Regions from separate parts of the Homo sapiens genome. Here region 2 is linked to region 1. Evidence: read pairs that join two places in POLR2A ChIA-PET (ENCODE). Cell type or tissue: Panc1. All regions are shown on one strand. Each heading gives the region's core, and the rest is flanking DNA. Links, peaks and the distances in the headings are about the cores only.

What was found. Peaks named below come from ENCODE experiments on the same cell type or tissue, not always from the same donor. Only the 100,000 strongest peaks of a DNase experiment are listed, where the experiment ranks them.
Region 2: POLR2A ChIA-PET joins it to region 1 with 5 read pairs; 1 of 35 experiments calls an interaction of 5 or more read pairs at or near these places.

Annotation. Positions count from the first base shown.
Region 1 is chr10:4,667,913-4,675,574 of GRCh38, forward strand. All of the region lies in intron 1 of MANCR (mitotically associated long non coding RNA), which reads right to left. LOC105376373 (a long non-coding RNA gene) reads left to right here and starts at 3,619. Exons shown (of 4, transcript XR_001747338.2): 1 at 3,619-3,747. In Panc1, for the core only: no CTCF peak of the experiment used is centred there; a DNase peak (open chromatin) is centred at 3,749; H3K4me3 peaks cover 608 bases; H3K27ac peaks cover 4,000 bases.
Region 2 is chr10:4,075,251-4,082,912 of GRCh38, forward strand. LOC107984195 (a long non-coding RNA gene) reads left to right here. Exons shown (of 10, transcript NR_176060.1): 5 at 4,087-4,188; 6 at 5,083-5,136; 7 at 7,039-7,125; 8 at 7,434-7,569. Among named protein-coding and RNA genes, the nearest start is that of MIR6078, 88 kb to the left of the region's middle. In Panc1, for the core only: no CTCF peak of the experiment used is centred there; no DNase peak of the experiment used is centred there; H3K27ac peaks cover 2,340 bases.

The DNA of each region.
Region 1 (7,662 bases), core at 1,300-5,299:
TTCACATAGTGGAAAAAGGACAAGATTTTTTAAGATTCCTTTTTTATAAGGGCTCTAATGCCATTCATGAAGGCTCCACCCTCATGACATAATTACCTTTCAAATACTTCATCTCCTCATACTACCACTTTGAGGGGTAGAATTCTAGCATATGATTTTGGGAGTGTGGGGCACAACTATTCATTCCAATGCAGTCAATCTAGCTATAGGTTGTCAATTTTATTGATCTTATCACAAAGAAATAACTTTCAGTTTTGTTGATTTTCTCTTTTGATTTTATAGTCTTTATTTCATTTAGTTCTACTATAATTTTAATATTTTCTTTCCTAGCTTTTGTTTAGCTTAATATTTTTTCTAGTTTCTTAAGGTAGAAGGTTAGGTTATTGATATTTTTAATCTTATTTTTTAATATAGGCATTTACAGCTATAAATTTCCCTATAAGCCCTGCTTTACTTGTATTCCGTAAGAGTTGATGTAGTTTTGAATTCATGTACCTCAGAGTACTGATTGGCCTTGTAATTTCTTCTTTAATCTCTTGTTTATTTAGGAGTATGTTGTTTAATTTTTAAATATTTGTGACCTTCTCCTTCTTTTATTACTGATTTCAAATTACATTCCATTGTGGTGAAAGAACAAATTTACATGATTTTAATACTTTTAACTTAAAAATAGTTTTGTTTCATCATTGTTTTATAATTTATAATCTTATAGTCAATTCTGGAAAATGTTTCATGCGCACTTTAGGTGAATGTGTATTCTTCTGTCATTGAATGGAGAGTACTATACATACGTTTCAGGTCTAATTAGTTTATATTATCTTTAAGTCTTCTATTTCCTGGCAGATCTGCTGTTTAAATGTTCTATATATTATTGAAAGATGGATATTGAAATTGGTAATTTATTGTCAAGTTGTTTCTTCTTGCTTTCAATTCTATTATTTTTTTCTATATGTATTTTAGGGCTCTGTTGTTAGGTGCATATATGTTTTTAATTTTTATATCTTCTTGATGAATTGACCATTTTCTATTATAAAATACTCTTCTGCAGTAACAATTTTTACTTTAAAGTATTTTGTTGGATATTGGCATGACCACTTCGGCTCTCCTTTTTCGACTGCTTGCCTGTTCTATCATTTTTTATCATTTCTTTACAACAACTGTCTTTCCATCTAATGTCTGCATCTTACAGACAGCATAGATCACTTTTTAAAATCTATTCTGCCAATCTTTGACTTTTTACTGGACTATTAATTCATTTACATTTAATGTAATTACTCTTAATATAGCACTCACATCTACCATTTCGCTATTTGTTTTCTAAAAATCTTATGGCTTATGCTTTCTGCTATTTCTCTATTACTGCCTTCTTTTTAAATTAAATCATTTTTCAAATATACTATGTTAATTCTCTTGTCATTTTTTAATATTTAGAAAAGTTTCCTTAGTTGTTTACCTGAAGATCACAATTAATATCTTAAATTATGACAAGCTAGTCAGGATTAACACTAATTTAGTTTCAATAATAAAATAAGTTTTACTACTGTAAGCTTCTTCTCTGACTTCTCTTTTGAGCTATTGTCAAATTACATCTTTATGCATGCATGTCAAACAGATTAATAATTAGTTTTATGTAGTTGTCTTATAAATCATACAGAAGAATAATAGTTACACTAGTTGCAAACAAGAATGCATTTATACTGTCCTTTATATTTACCTATTTAATTATATTTACCTGTGCTCTTTATTTACTGCATTTAGTTTTGTGGATTAGAATTACTAACTAGTGTCTTGTCATTCCAACCTAGAGAACTACCTTCAGTTTTTTGTTTGTTTGTTTGTTGTTGTTGTTGTTGTGGAGACAGGGTCTCACTCTGTTGCCCAGGCTGGAATGCAGTGATGCAATCTCAGCTCACTGCAGCCTCGACCTCCTGGGCTTAAGTGATCCTCTCATCTCAGCCTCCTGAGTAGCTGGGACTAAAGTGGTGTGCCGCCACACCTCACTAATTTTTTAAAAAGTTTTTGTAGAGACAAGGGTTTGCCATGTTGCTAAGGCTGGTATCAAAGTACTAGGGTCAAGCACTCCTCCCTCCTTAGTCTCCCAAAGTGCTGGGATTACAGGCATGAGCCACTGCACTCAGCCTTTATTATTTCTTATAAGGCAGATCTTCTAGTGACAAATTATTTTAGTTGTTTTTCTGAGAAATCTCAACTTCTCTTTTAATTTTGAAGGGTAGCTTTTGATGGATACAGAATTCTTGGTTGAAAGTATCTTCTTTCTGCTCTTTGATTATGTCTCCATCTTGTTTTCCAGCCTCTTTGCATCTGAAAATAAGTCATTTCTAAATTTTGTTTAGATTTTTTTCATTCATAATGGATCATTTTTCTCATGCTGTTTTGAAGATTCTCTATTAGTTTTGGCTTTCAACAATTTGATTATAATGTTTCTATGCATAGATGTATGCATTTATTTATAATCTTTTTAGCTTTTTGGATGTGTAATTTTTTAACTATATTTGTTACTTTTGGGGTCGCTGTGTCTTTAAATATTCTTTCTTTCCCTTTCTCTTCTTTATTTCTTGGAATTCCATTTTGTGTATAATGCTGTGCTTATTAATGTTCCATAGGTTTCTGTGGATAGTTCCATTTTTCTTCATTCATTTTTCCTTCTGCTCCTTACACTGGATAATCTCAGTTGATTTATATGCTAGCTTGCTAATTTCTTTTATATGCCTGCTCAAACCTCCTGTTGATTTTTTTTATTTTAGCTAATGCAATTTTAAACTATAGAATTTGTATTTGGTTTTTAAATATAACTTCTATTTCTTTATTGATTGTCTTTATTTGGTGAAATAGTCTCATATTTTAATTATAGATGTGATTGTGTTTAGGTCTTTGTGAATTGTACTAGCTTCCTAGGATTGCTTAATAAACTACCACACTCTAAATAGCTCAAAACAATAGAAACTTATTATCTCACAGTTCTGGGAGCTAAAATTCCAAAATCAAGGTGTCATCAGGGTGATGCTCCCCTTGAAGGCTCTAGAGGAATTTATATTCCATGCCTGTCTTCCAACTTCTTGTGGTTGTTGACAATCCTTTTCATTCCTTGGCTTGTAATTGTATGCCTCTGCCTTTACTCTTGTGTTCATTTGGTGCTCTCTCTATATGTATCTGTGCCTAAATTTCCCTCTGCTTATAAGAAAACCAGTCATATTGGATTAGGAACCACTTTAGTCCAGTATGATCTAATTTTAACTAATTATATAGTTAAAGGCCCTATTTTAACATAAGCTCACATTCTGAGTTTATGAGTGGGCATGGATTTGGGGGTCTTCAACCCAGTTTAAGCATGTATATAATAGTTGACTTAAAGTGTTTTTTGAAAATGGAAATTTTTAATAATATAATGTGTAAACACTGGACATCAGATACTCTCCCTTTCTGGTGTTTGTTGCTGCCACTGCTTGTTTCTCTTGCTGTTTCTTATTAATTAATTTTCCGAACCAGTTCTATAAAGTCTCTGTTCTTTGTCACACGTATCACTGAAGTCTCTGCTTGCTTAGCTTTGTGGTCACCTAATGATTCAAAAGACATTTCCGTAAATGCCTGGAAGCAATCAGTCTTCTAGCCTTCGCTGATGGGTTCTGCATATGAGTTCAGGCATGCCTTCAGGACTCCACCAGGCACTTGGTAATTCTGCCTTATCCTTCACTTTTTGCTTGAGCAGCGCCGAAAGGTGAGCCAGAGGTGAGAGCTTATGGCCATTTCAGATGATTTCTGAGCACGTCCACAGCTGTATGCATATATGTGACTTTCTATTTTCCTAACTACTTTCAATACATGCCCTGCAGAAAGACCGTTGCTCTGAGTAAGCTCTGAGTCAGGTCAAATAAAGGCAAGCCTTGTGAGTAGGGTCTTCCAGGAACCATCAGACAATTAAAATAGTGACGATCCTATTGGAATTGGGTTTTGATGAAGCCCCAAACTTGTTTTGGCCCCCAGTGGCTGGCAGGCTGCTGGTTTTCCTACTACTGTGTGCGAGTTTTAGGGCTGTCATCCCCGGTGGGGGTGGAAATGAGGAGAAAAGAAAAGCAATGTTAACACTCAATAAAATGTGCTGCTCTTACCAAGATTAAACTAGTTTTTTTGAATAAACCTGCTGAATTGTTACAAGCCTTTGGTTAATTTCCCAAGTCCTGAAAGGATTGATTCTGCTCATTTTTGAAAGCATTCTCATTGTTTTTATAGATTGGAAAAACTTCAGAGATCCTTACTCTGTCGTTTCCCCTGACATCCCATTACCATATCTTTTCAGACTAACAAATATTTTCTTTATTTTGTTTTTATCATAATCAGAGAAAACAACAAGTCTTAAAATGTGAAGTATTTAATTATTTGGCTAAGCAACATGCATATCATTCTGGAAACATGGTAAAGAAGCAGGCTCCATTCTTGATCCTGGGAAAGCTGCATTCTTGGCAGTCACTGACATTATACTATTGAGGACAGGCAGGGCAAGCCACCACTAGTTTCATTGTAAAGGCACAATTTATCCCCCAGGAATACCAGGCAAATAAGAGTGGCCTATTCTCTTCTATTTCCAGAAATCACTTAAGCCAACGTGACTTGGATTTATTATTTCTCACAAGAGATTTCTCTTTATATCTTTGAATTCATTGCTAGTGTACTTCACTATGAGATTTCGAATTTCTATTTTGTTAGTCTTTTATTTTGATGGATTAGAATAGACTATATTGTTCAAACAACCTTGTAGCTAAGATCCATTTAAAGTGAAAACAAATGTATAATAAAATGTCATGGTTTACTCTAAAAAATATATTTAAAATTACAATACAAATTGTGAATATAGGGAAGAAAGTTTATAAAAAAATTTTTCTTGAACACTTACTATCATGGCCCAAATACTGTGTCCACATTTTATGCATATATTATATATTCCTCACAACAATTTTTTGAAGACGTTAATAGAATTCCTAGTTTACTAATTAGGAAATGGAGATCTTAAATAAGATTCCCAAAGTTATACAGCTAGCTGTGGACAGACTGAAACTTCAAAAGTCACGTTGTTCATTTCATTTTTTATTAATAAGGCTTTGGTTTTGAAAATAATCTTAATAATAAATGCATCTCCTGACTGTCTGAATTTTCACGAAGTTTAAAATATTTTAAGGGATTTCTCTAATTAAGAGTATGTAGATAATGTTTTTTGAGCTTCCTTGCTTAGATAACAGCCAGAGGCAAAATCTTTGTTCTCAGTGTCATGTAACTAAATTCAATAAAGAATTCATTATTAGGAAAACATAAATCAAAAATGAGATTTGGTATTGACTAGAGTTTGAAAGAAATAATAAGCTGATAGGCATTTTCATAAAAATATAGCAGGTTCATAATAAATGCCTAAAGTGCTTATTGTCTTAATGTATTCATTTTTTAGCCATTTAAATTACATTTTACAGTTCCAAAAGTGGCTAATCAAGTAATAAAGATAATGTTCAAAACTACAAAGATCTTCTTGGCGTATTCTCAGCCAAGAGAGTATTGGCATATTTTCGCAGATAGCACATAACACTTTTTCATGAGTCACTGTCTTAAAATAATTTTCTTCCTAGTGTTATAATACTTCCTTATAGGAATTTTGATTCTGCAAATAAATTTTACATCAATTGATATTTGCAACATTATTTTAATATTAAATAAAATTATATTTTAGTTTTGTTTAATAAAACAACATCAAGATTTGCAACAAGTACTATTACCACTTTCTCACAAACTAATTATAATACCTATTTGGTTGCCATGTGGTTTAGGCACTCATCTCAGAGAGTCAGTTGTGTATAGGGTAGTGATTCTGCCATGGTACCTGTCTTCATTATTTTCAGCGAGATCCGTAAACTCTTTGTGACTGAGTCTCACCTGTTGAACTAACCAGTAACTGTTGCTCTGGTCCACTGAAAAACTAAGAGTCATTTGTATCACGTTCTAATCGCCTTCATCACAAGGGCTATCTTTCCTGCTTTGAAACTTAAATGTTCATCATCAAGCAGTTTCTTGTGTGAGGTACCTACCTTGATAACTACGTTAAACATTTCCCTATTTTTTTCAGTCCTTTAAAGATTCTGCATATTTACTGGGTGTAAGATAATTTTCTCAGCATGAAAAGAAGAATGTGAAATGGTTGAGGTTTAAATACCCATAAGAGAAGAGGAGATAAGAGACTAGTTACTGTCTTAAGCTTATACTTGAATTTCAAGTAGATACTTGCAAAATCTGGGGACTATTGAAAAGCTACTATTAATAATAAGAGAAAATGCCCCCATATAGGGACAAAAATACTCCAAGTGAAGTAGCCATCTGAATGGGACTCAGTTGGGGGAGAAAATGCTTTTTACAACAAATTAAATTCTACTTCGATCTTCGCACAAATTTGTAGTCCAAATTAATATTATAAAAGAATTGTGAAAATCCCAAGTTAATACATGAAGAAGAGACATATTTTGGGAAGTTGAAATATTAGTGGCTTCAGCCAAAGACAATGCAAAAAAGCATTTTGTATGTGTTCCACTTCAGGCATGGCCAAAGATGCTCCTGCCAGGCCAATTTCCCCACAAATAACCACTCGAAACCTGGATAAATTTTTTGAATAGTAGCCTGGAGGCAGTGCAGATTGAGCAGAGGCTGAAAGATTATAGGAGGGAATCAATTTGGAAGAAAGAATGGCATGGGGTAATTTTCCTGTGTTCTCAATTATTTTAGCCTCAATGCAGATTGCAGTCAGCATTAATAAGTAAATCCTTGATAGAAAACCCATACTTTTTCTGTTCTAAAGAACTGGAGAACAGAGTTTGAAATAATCATTTCCACCAGAAAGTGAGGGAGATATTCCAGAAAGGAGATGGCCAGAGACGGGGAGCCCAGATCCCATGCACAAATTTCAGCCAATTAACTAACCAACCTTAAACCATGCATACACAAGGCAGGATCAAAGCACTTTGGAATGAATTTTGAGCTGTGTTCAAAACACAATGTTCATGAGTCTAAAATAATTGTCCGCTAAAATTTAGAAAATCAATACTCTATTAAGGATTATAACAGGATTCAGTCTCTACATCTTCAGAGTATTCAAGAAACAATACAAATCCAGTCAATAGGTGAAGAAAGAATGGATATTTCATTCATTCTCAAGAGAAAAGACAACCTATGGAAAACAATACCCAAATGAACATATGTTGAAATAAGCACATAGGATATTATTTTAACTATTTTAACTACACTCAGTAGTGTAAAAAGAAATATGCTCTTAATAATCAAAATACAAATAGTTTCATCAGCAAATAGAAACTAGGAAAAAGTCTCAAACAGAAATGCAAGAATCAGCCAGGTGCAGTGGCTCACACCTGTAATCCCATCACTTTGGGAGGCTGAGGTGGGCTAATCACCTGAGGTCAACAGTTCGAGACCAGCCTGGCCAACATTGTGAAACCCCATCTCTACAAAAAATACAAAAATAGCTGGGTGTGATGGCATGCACCTGTAATCCCAGCTACTTGGGAGGCTGAGGCAGGTAAATCGCTTGAACCTGGGAGGTGGAGGCTGCAGTGAGCCAAGATTGCACCACTGCAATCCAGTCTGGGTGACAGAGTG
Region 2 (7,662 bases), core at 1,615-5,614, 590 kb before region 1:
TTTTGTCCCCCTGCCCCCGCAAAAAAAAAACATATATTGGAGTCCTAACCCCCAATACCTCAGAATGTGATTTTATTTGGAGATTGGGTCTTCACAGAGGTAATCAAATTAAAAGAGGTCAGGATGCTTGAGCCGGGGAGGCAGAGGTTGCAGTGAGCTGATAATGTACCACTGCACTCCAGCCTGGGCAGCAGAGCAAGAACCTGTTGCAAATAAAATGAAATAAAGAGGTCGTGAAGGTGAGCCCTAATCCAATATGACTGACGTCCTTAGAAAAAGGGCAAATTCAGACACAGAGACAGACATGCACACACCCACAGGGAACAGGCAGAGTTCAGAGTGATGCTTCCCCAGGCCAAGGAATGAAACAGATCATCAACAAACCATGAGAAGCCAGGAGAGAGCTATGAACAGATTCTCCTGCACACCCTCGGGAAGAGCCAACCCTGCTGACACCTTGATCTTGGACTTCCAGCCTCCGGAACTGTGAGACAATAAACTTCGGTTCTTCTAAGACATTCAGTTTGTGGTACTACATGAAAGCAGCCCCAGAAAACTAAGACACCCGCCCCTCCTTTCCCTTCCGTTCCTTTTAGTTAGGATGACCTAAGAAGAAAATGCTCTCACAAATACAAGTTCTCTGAAAGGATGATCTTTACTGGCAGTCATTTCTTGAGATCCCTGTGAGTTATTGAGATAACACTAGTTCCTTGGAGATTTTGTGTGTTGAACACATACCTGTTTATACCATTAGGTGTTGAACGGCATTGGGGTTCAAACTTTGGATGGACTCTTTCAGAGACATGAATTTGTTTAGTGCTTAGATATAGTGAGAGCTTTTCCAGAAGATGCAGGCATAGGAAACACAGACCTGAAAGGGATGTGACAGTCCTGACTCTTATGTATTTATTTATTTATTTATTTTGAGATGGAGTCTCCCTCTGTCACCCAGTCTGGAGTGCAGTGGCATGATCTCAGCTCACTGCAACCTCCTCCTCCTGGGTTCAAGTGATTCTCCTGCCTCAGCCTCCTGAGTAGCTGGGATTAGAGGCACTTGCCATCAAACCCAGATAATTTTTGTATTTTTGGTAGAGACAGGGTTTCATCATATTGGCCAGGCTGGTCTCGAACTCCTGACCCCAAGTGATCTGACGCCTTGGCCTCCCAGAATGCTGGGATTACAGACATGAGCCACCACACCCTGCCGACAGTCCTTACTCTTAATCCAGATAAGTCTGAGGCTCAACTCCCACCTTCAAGCGTCTTAACCATTGACTCTCCATCCTGAAGAATTCTTCAAAAGAAGCTGAAACCTCCCTGAGAAGTTCAATTTTATTTTCAGAGAATACTGGCCATTATAGAAGGTCCTTCCTTGTATTAGCCAGAAAATCTATTTGTGCACAGCCTGAGCTATTCCTCCCAGTTCTGTTTTGTGGCCCCAGAACAAGCAGGGTTCATCGTTGTCATGGCAAATTGCTGGCTATCTGAAGTTAGGTATCAGGTGCCTCTAAACTTCTCTTTCTGAGATCAAAGACTTAGACTTTCTTTAGTCATCTTGTGCCATACACTCCCTTGTCCTCTCTTTAGTTCTGTTTTTCTCTGAACAGGTCCCAGAGCCAGGGTTCTGATTCGATTGTCTGCTCAGAAATGAACATGATCTTTGGTTGGCTGTCTGAGTGGCACTCAGTGGCCCAGACATCTCCTGTCTTGTTCTGCTTCCATATTTCCATTAATCTAACTCTGGCTTATATCGAGTGTTTTGGTGTACGTATCTCAAAGCTGACTTAAACTGAATTTGGAATGATTGCAGTCTAACCCAGACAGATACGACTGTTAAAACTACTGAACAGAGGCACTCTGGCTGGAGTCCGAGAGGCAAGCCTCATGGCACAGGCGGCAATGCCAGCTGCTTGCATGCGACAATAGCAACTTCCTCACTTAATCCTCAGCCTCCAAGCTCTATTCCTACCTAACGGCCCAAACAGGCTGGGAGAGGGTGGTCAGATAGAACTTTCTGCGTGAATGGAAATTTTCCCTATCTGTGCTTTCCCATATGGGAGCCACTTGCCACATATGTCTCTGGGACACTAGAAATGAGAAAAATGTGACCGAGACAGTAAAACTTTAAAATCTTTAAAAAATTGTTTTCAATAGCCATCGGTGGTTAGTTGTTAGTGTGTTGGGCAGCGCAGGTATATAAAGCCACTCCATCACCAAAACAGAAGTAGGGGTGGTAGGAATGTTGGAGAAAGACGGGGGGAGAGAGAGAGAGGAAGAGAGAGAGAGAGAGACAGACAGACAATAAGAGAAAAAGAGAAAGAAAAATCAAGTGTTTCTGAGATAATCGGTTGCAGGGCAACTTGTAGAACAAACATTGGAAGAGAAAGAATCTTTCACTCTCCAGTATTATACAGATCTTACTGGCAAATTAGGAAAAGCATCCATGTAAATATTCAAGTAGAATTGGTAAGAAAAATGAGCTCCTGGCCAGGCACAGTGGCTCTTGCCTGTAACCCCGGTATTTTCGGAGGCCATGGCAAGTGGATCACTTGAGGTCAGGAGTTTGAGACCAGCCTGGCTAACATGATGAAATCCCATCCCTACTAAAAATTAAAAAAAAAAAATTAGCTGGCGTGATTGTGCATGCCTGTACTTCCAGCTACTCAGAAGGCTCAGGTGGGAGAATCGCCTGAACCTGGAAGGTGGAGGTTGCAGTGAGCCGAGATTGTACTACTGCACCCCAGCCTGGGCAACAGAGCAAGACTCTGTCTCAAAAAAGAAGGAAAGAAAAAGAGAGAGAGAAAGAGAGAGAGAAAGAAAGAGAGAAACAGAGAAATAGAAAGAAAGAAAAAAGAGAGCAAGAAAGAAATAGAGAAATAGAAAGAGAGAGAAGAAAGAAAGAAAGAAAAAGAAAGAAAAAAAGAAAGAAAGAAAGAAAGAAAGAAAGAAAGAAAGAAAGAAAGAAAGAAAGAAAGAAAGAAAGAGAAAGAAAGAGGAAAAGGAAAGGAAAGGTGGGGGGAGGGGAGGGGAGGGGACAGAAGGGAAGGGAAGGGAAGGGACTCCTAAAATGAGAAAGAAGCTGGAGCTCCCTTCTGATTAAAACACCTGCCCCAGGGCAGAAGCTGTGGCCACCTTGATGCAGGCTGCACCCAGCAAAAGACACCCAGGGGCCTGGAGACAGAGCTGAGCAGTTGGAGGCTTTTGGAGGAACAGGCAGGTGTGTTCCCCTTCCTTGACCTATTTAGGAGACTCCCCTTCCTCTAATGAGGAGAAGGACTAAGGGGAAAGTGTATCTAGGCAGGACTCACTATTTGCCTGGCACTGGGCTGGCTGCTTACAAAGATTCTTCATTTCTATCCTGGAGTAATCGATTATCCCCAATTCACAGATATTGGAATTATTTATCCAAAAGATGAAGAAACAGTGATAACACAACAATAATAATAATTAACATTTAACTATAATTGAATGTATATTATGTGACACACACTAAACACTTCACACCCATATTTATTTTTCACAGAGATATTTTCATTAAGCAGTATTATAATTTTACAGATGAGAATAAGTGGAAACTAATTGTCTCATGGCATGTACATATTACATAGCAGAACCTCAATTTTAACTCAGATTTATTTAACTCTAAACTTAAATTGCATATACGTGTGTGTGTATATATATATATATATATATATATATATATATATATATACGATGCTATCTATAATGTCCATAATATCGGCCTTAATATATCATATATTACATGTATGCATAGAACCACATGTGTATGTATAAATATATACATTTACATATATATTATATGTCTTTAACTGGGGAAAGTTTTTTGGTTGGCAATAATGTTTTCTAAAAGAGAAGCCATCTTTCTGTATAAAAATGTGATGATCAGTAAAATCATGTCCGAGACCTTGAACAGGGTCTGAGCACAGCTGTAGAAAGTGTATTATGTACGTGTACGTGCAGTACTGTACCACATAGCACAGTTTGAGTCCAAGAGGGACGGCATATACAAGAGTGGTTCCATATGATTCTAATACTGTATTTTTACTGTACCTTTTCTATGTCTAGATATGTTTAGACACACACATCCTCACCATTGAGTGACAGTTGCCTGCTGTATTCACTACAGTTGCATGCTGTGCAGGTTTGTAGCCAGGGACAAGAGCCCAGGTAAGGCTGTTGTAGGCTCCTTCTATGGTGTTCCCACAGCAATGAAATCACCTAATGACACATTTTGCAGAACTCATCTCTCCTATCTCTGTTGTCAAGCAATGCATGATGGTATATATTTTTTTCGTTCAGAAATTGGTCGCTAATTAACACATTTTTTTTTTCTTACCAAACTTGAACTCCATAAGATAAAATAGAAAGATGTTTTTCACTTGGTCAGCATCCATTCTTCCATGTTTAACTCTTTTTTTTTTTTTCTTTTGAGATGGAGTCTCACTCTATCACTCAGGCTGTTTAGTGGTGCGATATCGGCTCACTGCAACCTCTGCTTCCTAGATTCAAGTGATTCTCCTGCCTCAGCCTCCCAAGTAGCTGGGATTACAGGGGCCCACCACCATGCCTGGTTAATTTTTAGTAGAGACGAGGTTTTACCATGTTGGCCAGGCTGGTCCCGATCTCCAATGTTTAACTTCTTATTCAGTCTTTGAACTTCCTCTCCAGACAATGGCTATAGCTGACAGTCATCCAGTATGTCACTGCTGGAGTACCGGAATATCAGTGGATGTTCTTGTTTTGCTACTTTAAGTGAGGTCTTAAATACCAAGCCTCAGAATCAGAGATGAAGGAAATTTTAGAGACTCGACCTAATTCCATAATTTAGAGACGAGGAGGCTGAAGTCCTTTAGTGTGAAATGATTTACTAGACCTCAATAGCTCATATGGTGAGGGTAGGATTTTATGATATAATTAATTTTCTAGCTGTTGGTGCAGATTCTTATATAATTTATGGTTGATTTTCATTTCCTGGTACAATTTTATTTTCTTCCTCTGTACAAAAAAAATTTAAAGAAAAATACTTTGTGGATAATAATAATACAATTTTTGTAAAAACAGGAAACTTAAATGTGACACTCTTTGCAAGGATGGAGTAAACAGGAAGTGAATAAAGTGAGTTGCAATTTGAATTACAAAAATCTCTCATCTTTGGTCACTAATGTACAGTTCAGAGCCAACATTCTTCGCTACCAATGAAAAGCTGTAATAATCATGGTGAACATAGCCTCTGTGATTTGTTGAGCACTTATTCTGTGAACATCTGTGCATCTGTTTGCTAGGCTGTTGTAACAAGGCACCAGAGATTGGGCGACTGAAACAACAGAAATCTATTTCCTGACAATGCTAGAAGCTGGAAGTCTGAGATCGAGGTGTCGGCAGGGTTGTGTCCTCCTGAGGCCTCTCTCCTTGGCTTACAGACAGCCATACTCTCCCTATATCTTCGGGTCATCTTCCCTCCACGTGTGTCTGATATCCTGATCTCTTCTTCTTACTAGGATACCAGCCATGTTGCATTAAGGCCCACCCCATCGCCCTGATTTTACCTTAATTACCTCTTTAAAGACGGTATCTCCAAATACAGTCACTTTGTGAGGTCCTGATGACCTCCTTCAACCCAGGAATTTGGGGAGGACACAGTTCAACCCATAATAGGCTATATATATCTAGCATGTATAATTTTTATGATAGAGCAGGGAGAAATGTAATGTCCTCATTTTACAGAAATATGAATTCAGAGAGATTAGTGACATGCTCAAGAGCAAACATTCTTTTGAATGAAGTGAGGTTTATGTATTATATTGTCACCCTTAGGTTTCCAAATCCTTACTTTTTCCACTATATCTGCAACACCACCTTTCTGACTGGAAAGAAAAGAGGCAGGGATTATATCACAGTGGCTTAGGCCTGTAATCCCAGAACTAGGAGGCTGAGATGGGTGGATCACCTGAGGCCAGGAGTTCGAGACCAGCCTGACCAACATAGTGAAACCCTGTCTCTACTAAAAACACAAAATTAGCCAGGTATGCATGCCTGTAATCCCAGCTACTTGGGAGGCTGAGGTAGGAGGATCACTTGAACCCGGGAGGCGGAGGTTGCAGTGAGCCGAGATTGCACCACTGCACTCCAGCCTGGGCAACAAGAGTGAAACTCCATCTGAAAAAGAAGAAAAAAAAAAAGGAGTGCTCTCAGTGGACTTTATCTGATCCTTTTAAGTGAGAACCATCATTTAAGGGATGTTCCCATACTCCCCACAACCTCAGGAGCAGATACCCCTCTAGTTAGAAGTAGAACTCTGGAAACTTTGTATGTATTTTAGTTTTCCAAATACATGTGTTTGGAGTTAGTAGTAAACCCTTGCAGTGTGTGTGGTGAGTGTGTTTGTGTTGGTGGGTGTATAGTGTTGTCTGTGTGAGTCTCCCTGCAAATCAGTGGCTGTGTGGATAAGTCAAAGCGGTCTCCTCCCTCATGCCGTGGGAGAGGCAACTAATGACCTCATGACGACTTCCAATCCTGTTTTGTGTCAAAGCCTTTAGGATCTAGCCAGTGACTGCTACATAGAAGGCAGTCTAGAGATTTGGCCAGAATCGCAGCAAAACCCAGGCCAAGAGTGTGGAGAGGGAGCAAGCCCACTCGAGCTGTGGCCCTGCCTTGCTTATGAAGTGACCTCAGATCACTGCTGCTCTCTGGTCCTCCACTTCCTAATGTGTAATTAAGGAAGTCACACAGTGCAACCTCTATCTTTAAGATCTAAAAAATTTGAGTTTTCTTGTGATGAACAGCATTCCAATCCCACTTACACAGAAAAAAAAAAAAAAAGCTCTGGCTTTAAAAATAAAACATCCAAAAAATTAAGACTAGAAAGATGATATTTAAGAGTAGTATTTTATTACTTTGAAAACATCTGGTATGAATTTGAAATTTCATTTTAAAATTTTTAATAGATTCCTCATTCTGTTTCTAGAAAATAGGTTAAAGTGAGTTGTTATGAAACCATGTTTCTAATTTTTATTTCAGATTCTATATTTCAACTAAAGCTCGCACTTGGGTGAAATCTTTCAACATATCTTTTGTTTAAGAAAAGTCAGAACAAGAATTTCCAAGGTACTGCTTATTTATTATAGAAAACTTAGAAAATATAGAGAAATGTACAGAAGAAAACAAATTCTCTCAAAATCTCAATTCATAGAGATACATACAAGGCATTTTTTAATGTATGTAATTTGTAATTTGTGTGTGTATGTGTGTAACAGGGTCTCATTCTGTCCCCCAAGCTGTAGTGCGGTGACGTGATCACGACTCACTGCAGCCTTGACCTCCTGGGCTTAGGTGATCCTCCCATCTCAGCCTCCTGAATAGCTGCAACTACAGGCATGAGCCACCATGCCAGGTTAATTTTGTATTTTTTGTAGAGATGGGGTTTCGTTATGTTGTCCACGCTGGTCTCGAACTCCTGGGCTCAAGTCATCCATCCACCTTGGCCTCCCAAGTTACAGGGATTACAGGCATGAGCCTCTGTGCCTAGCCATGATGTATGTAATTTGTAAGGTGAGATAACTGTCTTGTTGTTTTGCTTTGTCATCTATGTTTATATTGTTCTCTGTAAATCCTCCACTGGAAAAGTTTTTCCATCCAGACCTG